Linked DNA regions of Homo sapiens: region 1 is linked to region 2. A link is a loop called in an ENCODE intact Hi-C map of the cell type or tissue named here. Cell type or tissue: PC-9. All regions are shown on one strand. Each heading gives the region's core, and the rest is flanking DNA. Links, peaks and the distances in the headings are about the cores only.

What was found. Peaks named below come from ENCODE experiments on the same cell type or tissue, not always from the same donor. Only the 100,000 strongest peaks of a DNase experiment are listed, where the experiment ranks them.
Region 1: it touches region 2 in a loop (11-fold over the local background); 10 of 110 quality-filtered maps call a loop at or near these places.

What each region holds. Positions count from the first base shown.
Region 1 is chr7:23,064,535-23,067,453 of GRCh38, reverse strand. No RefSeq gene overlaps it. Among named protein-coding and RNA genes, the nearest start is that of KLHL7-DT, 40 kb to the left of the region's middle. In PC-9, for the core only: no CTCF peak of the experiment used is centred there; a DNase peak (open chromatin) is centred at 1,283.
Region 2 is chr7:22,102,054-22,104,972 of GRCh38, reverse strand. No RefSeq gene overlaps it. Among named protein-coding and RNA genes, the nearest start is that of CDCA7L, 160 kb to the right of the region's middle. RefSeq lists a silencer at 1,188-1,277. In PC-9, for the core only: a CTCF peak has its summit at 1,092 (motif pointing left); a DNase peak (open chromatin) is centred at 1,102; H3K27me3 peaks cover 934 bases.

The DNA.
Region 1 (2,919 bases), core at 298-2,797, 960 kb before region 2:
AAATCTTCTCTTTCACCATAACAGTTGTCTCATTACAAAATCCTACTTTACATGCCAGAAGCTGACTGTTGCCTCTTTCATTCCTAATTACTACCCTCCCCCCAAATCACACAGACAGATGCTTTGAACTCTTTAAAGAGAAGATCGTGACTAGGAAAAACAAAAGAGAAAAGCATGTGATTTTTTTCAAAACACTGCTGCTATTACACTGACACTTTACGTTTGTCAGGGCACGAGTTGAATAGCATTTCAGAAAATCAGATTTGTTTCCATCTTTAGATCAATAACCTTCTTAAGGCAACATGGTGGAGATCAATCTTAGACATACCTGACAGCCATGGAGTTTATGTTTTTGTGTATTTGGGGGGGTTGTTGGGCAGCCAGGGGTGATGAGAATTATCCAGGAATAGGAAAGAGAAATAAATTTGTCATCATCAAATTACCTATCATTATGGGGTAAGCAATAGGAATCCCTGTCCTGTTTATCATCCACCCTTCATTGCTGATCAAAAGATTTGCATTGTCATGATCCCTGTGTCATCTGTGGTGAGACCATAGGATATACAGGTTTAGGACAATAAGTTGCCACTCTGGCATTCAGCCTCTCAGAAGGAAATACATCTCTTCTACCAGTCATCTGGGAAGATTAGGATCTTGATTAAGAGTACTGTTGTAATCAGAGCCCTAATTGACAGTGTTAATGCTACTCGCTTTTCAGTGCTTTCACGAAATGGAAACGATGTCATACACATCATTCAGCTTATAAAATCCTACCAGAGCAGAGTTTTATAGAATTTTCTATAGGAGGTTTCAAACCAATCTCTACCTCCATCAGGACTTGCCAAAATCTGGAAGATCAGCTGATTTGTCCAATGAGAGGGAAAGGTCATACCTACTGCTTCTATTCTCTTACTGTCCTGGCAGCTGGGGTTGGCAGATATACCTTGATGACAAAACACTTTGATAGCATTGTGCCTTGTGAAGTGATACTCTGAGAGTTACAGCCTTTTTCGTAGAAGATAGTGTTTCTTTCATCTCTCTCCCTGGACCTTTAAAGTCTTTTTAAAACTCAGAATCACATTGACATAAACTTTATGGGACAATTCAGACTCTTAGATTAATTATTCAGTCAAGAGGAGAGCTGCAGATATTTTAGAACCATTCTAGGCAAAGACAGAAACAGCATTTTAGAGATTGCTTCTGTATTACTCACTATTCTCAGCAATATTAACTTAATTGGCATGAGCATGAGGCCAGTGAGACTAAGGTTGTGTGTTCACACCTCCAGAATGCAGTCATCTTGATGCTGTTTCATGACCTTATATGAGTATCTCAACCCTAAAGAGCTGCCCTTGGTCACAAGGGAAGCAAACAAGTGACTGAAGTGGTGTCTCACGCTCAGGTCTTACTGATCTCTTAGATCCTTACTAATCCTATGAACTTAGGAGACCCTAATTGTATCATGGCATCAGGGTCTCAAGATTTTCAATTTTTGCTGCAAAACTTGTCAGATTCAGTCACTGGTTACAGGTCTCCAAGGTTAAATATTTTGTTATATCTGTTTTTTTTTTTTGACGGAGTCTCACTCTGTCGCCCAGGCTGGAGTGCAGTGGTGCAATCTCGCTCACTGCAACCTCTGCCTCCCAGGTTCAAGCAATTCTCCTGCCTCAGCCTCCCAAGTAGTTGGGACTACAGGCGCATGCCACCACGCCTGGCTAAATTTTTGTATTTTTAGTAGAGACGGGGTTTCACCTTGTTAGCCAGGATTGTCTGAATCTCCTGACCTCGTGATCCGCCACCCTCAGCCTCCCAAAGTGCTGGGATTACAGGCATGAGCCACCGCACCCGGCCAATATTTTGTTACATCTGAACTGAGGTCCCTACTGGTTCTTGATTCTAGGCACCAAATTTAGACAGATTCAAAGATTCCTCAGGCCCCAGGAGGAGCCTCAAGAAAATTTAATATTTTTAATATATAAAACAGTGATCTTCCTCAACTGGATGGGGGGTGGGCACTGTTTTTGAAAGAGCCATTTAAGAATCTGTGAGAGAAAGCCAGCCACAGTGGCTCATGTCTGTAATCCCAGCACTTTGGGAGGATGAGGCAGGAGGATCGCATGGGCCTAGGAGTTGGAGGTTGCAGTGAGCCATAATTGTGCCACTCTACTCCAGCCTGGGCAACAGAGTGAGACCCTGTCTCTAAAAAAAAGAAAGAAAAATCTCCAAAAGGAGGCATTAATTTTAAAACATTACTTAATACTATAATGTACTTTGGGAATAGGATATTACATGAACTTTTCCTGCTATCTCAGAGTTTTGGCGGAGGCTTCAAAGGGCAAAAATAATACAATAGGTATCAGCTATTCTCACATCCTAAAGAAAAGGCTGGCCACCTTGGGCTGGCCACATTTATTCTGCTGTCATCTGCCCATGACCCACTCCCAGGTTATCTCAGAGGATGGGAAACATTCAAGTTTCAAGAGATTTGGAACGAGGGGCATTGTATTAGTCCATTCTCACATTGCTATAAAGAACTGCCTGAGACTGGGTAATTTATTTAAAGAAGAGGTTTAATTGACTCAAAGTTCCACAGGCTGTACAGGAAGCATAGTGGGGATCGGGGGTGGGTGCTCAGGAAACTCAAAATCATGGCAGAAGACGAAAGGGAAGCAAGCGTGTCTTACATGACTAGAAAAGGAAAAAGAAGGCACAGAGGAAGGTGCCACACACTTTTGAACAACCAGGTCTCATGAGAACTCACTCACTATCATGAGAACAGCAAGGGGGAAAACCTGCCCCCCATGATCCAATCACCTCCCACCAGGCCCCTACTCCAACACTGGAAATTACAAATGGATGTGAGATTTGGGTGGGGACACAAACCCAAACCATATTAGGCAGGTTGCTGTGCATTTCTTC
Region 2 (2,919 bases), core at 138-2,637:
TCAAAAGGACATGTGGGGCTGGGTGCAGTGGCTCACGCCTGTAATCCCAGCACTCTGGGAGACCAAGATGGGTGGATCGCTTGAGCTCAGGAGTTGGAGACCAGCCTGGGCAACATGGCAAACCACTTCTCTACAAAAAAAAAAAATATATATATATATATATATTTAAGCTGGGTTTGGTGGCTCATACCTGTAGTCCCAGCTACTTGGGAGGCTGGGGTGAGAGGATCCTCTGAGCCTGGGAGGCAGAGGTTGAAGTGAGCCGAGATCACACCTCACTCCAGCCTGGGCAACAGAGAGAGACCTGGTCTCAAAAAACAAAAACAAAAACAAACAAAAAAAGAACATGTGACTGAGAAGGGACCTATTGAGTTAAACAAATACATGAATGCATACAATTGAAAGACGTCCACAAAGAGAGACACGCCTGGACCTGACATGAAATTCACTGACACTTTTGATCCACATCCCACGTATGATACAGAAAAACAACCAGGCCGGGTCCCCATTATGACTCCTGCGTACTTTGGCTCCCTGAGCCCCTGCCTCTATACACACACACACACTTTTTAAAAGTATATGTATGAAAGTAGGGCCAGGCGCAGTGGCTCACGCCTGTAATCCCAGCACTTTGGGAAGCCGAGGCGGGCGGATCACAAGGTCAGGAGATCGAGACCATCCTGGCTAACATAGTGAAACCCCGTCTCTACTAAAAACACAAAAAATTAGCCGGGCATGGTGGCGGGCGCCTGTAGTCCCAGCTACTCGGGAGGCTGAGGCAGGAGAATGGCGTGAACCCGGGAGGCGGAGCTTGCAGTGAGCCAAGGTCGTGCCACTGCACTCCAGCGTGGGCAACAGAGCGAGACTCCGTCTCAAAAAAAAAAAAAAAAGAAAGAAAGTATATTTAATGATTGCATTAGTAAAAAAGTGAATATAATCCAAGAGTATTATATTCACTTTTTTTCTTCTGATTTTAAAGTAAATGAAAACACTTTTGTGGGTCCCCAAGATTATCATGCCTTCAGGGCCTGAAAGACACACCAGGCTCTTTTCTTATTGAGGATTCAGCGCCATCTGGTGGTTCTCATCTCGCAAGGGTGCCCAGCCACTTCCGCTCTGCAGAAAAAGGTTCATCGGCAAAATTTTCATTCAGAGAATACTGACTAAGCCTAACCGCTCTGATTACTGCTTGACTCAGATCCAAACTGCCCGACACTGGGCTTTGAGGCTGTCTGATTGGCAGGAGCTAAAGTGAGACTTCAAGAAGACAACGAGAGCCCAGTAGTGACCACAAATCAGCTGAGGAAAGCCAACAGTCCAACTTTTTCATCAGATTGTTAGTGCAGTAATTTTCCTCATTTTTGTGCTTGAGGCAACATATCGAAGAGAATATAAAAAGAAGACAAGTTTAAGAAAGCATCTTTTTAAAATCCAAAAAAAAATCACAGTTTATGAATATTCATTAATCATTTCCTGCTCTCCTCTTGCCTGTACTTCATTCTATACCTGCAGATGTCACCCACGTGGGTCCATCCTCCAAGAAGCTGGAGGCTTGCCCGTGTGTCCCGTAGTACAGAATGTGGGGGTACATGGGCCACTACCACTGGGGTAATGTTCCCTGCGTCCCAAAACCGGGATTCAGGAGCTCTTCCTTTGAAGTCATGAATTTATAAAAGGTGTTTAATAATCGTTGCTACCATACATATTGTTATGTATGAATTGTGTCCTCCAAAATCCATATGTTGAGGTCCTAACCCGCAGCACCTCAGAAAGTGATCTTATTTGGAAACAAGGCCTTTGCAGATGTAATTAGTGAAGTAAAGGTGAGGTCGTTCTGGAGCTGAGTAGGGTTCCTAATCCAATATGACCGGTGTTCTTTTAAGAAGGGAAAATTTGGCCAGGCACAGTGGCTCACACCTGTAATCCCAGCACTTTGGGAGGCCGACGCAGGCAGATCACGAGGTCAGGAGATCGAGACCATCCTGGCTAACATGGTGAAACCCCGTCTCTACTAAAAATACAAAAAATTACCCAGGCGTGGTGGCGGGCGCCTGTAATCCCAGCTACTCAGGAGGCTGAGGTAGGAGAACGGCATGAACCCGGGAGGTGGAGCTTGAAGTAAGCTGAGATTGCGCCACTGCACTCCAGTCTGGGCGACGGAGCGAGACTCCGTCTAAAAAAAAAAAAGAAGGGAAAATTTGAAGATAGATGCATAGAGGGATGATGCTGTGAAGACGCAGGGAGAAGACCACCATCCACAGGCCAAGGAGAGTGGCCCAGAACAAACCCTTCACTCAGAGCTCTCAGAAGGAGCCAGGCCTCTGACACCTTCATCTCACACTTTTAGCCTCCAGAGTTGTGAGATGATACATTTCTGTAGTTTGAGCCACCTAGTTTGTGGTAGTTTGTGACAGCAGCCCTGGAAAATGAACTGAGATTTGTGGTGGTTTGCTGGCAATCTTTGGTGCTCCTTGGCATGTAGAAGCATCACCGTGTGCATGCTGCAGTGGGTCCACTATTAGCCCAGAAAACCCCCCGGAAGACTGCTCTGGCGGAGGACCTGAAGAACACACCTTTCAGCAAAGTGATGAAGAATGCACTGGTGTTGGGACCGTCCTCCATAGCCAAGGGATGATGATAAAATAGAACATCACAGAACTGAATTCACAGACAGCAGTGAGGCCAACAGGTGCCCCAAACAATGGAGAAGGTGGTTGTGGTCAGTCATCACAAAAGCTAGGTGGTTACTAATACAGTGACAGCAGAGTCTGAACATTAATGGAGACAGGTGACAGGACACAGTAACCCTAGGGACAGAATGAATGGACAGCTATCAAAGGTACTGACCAACATGTACAATCAAACAAAATCGAAGATGGTTAAGGGCAGTCATCCCAGTGAAAAGGTCCTCATCCTTTA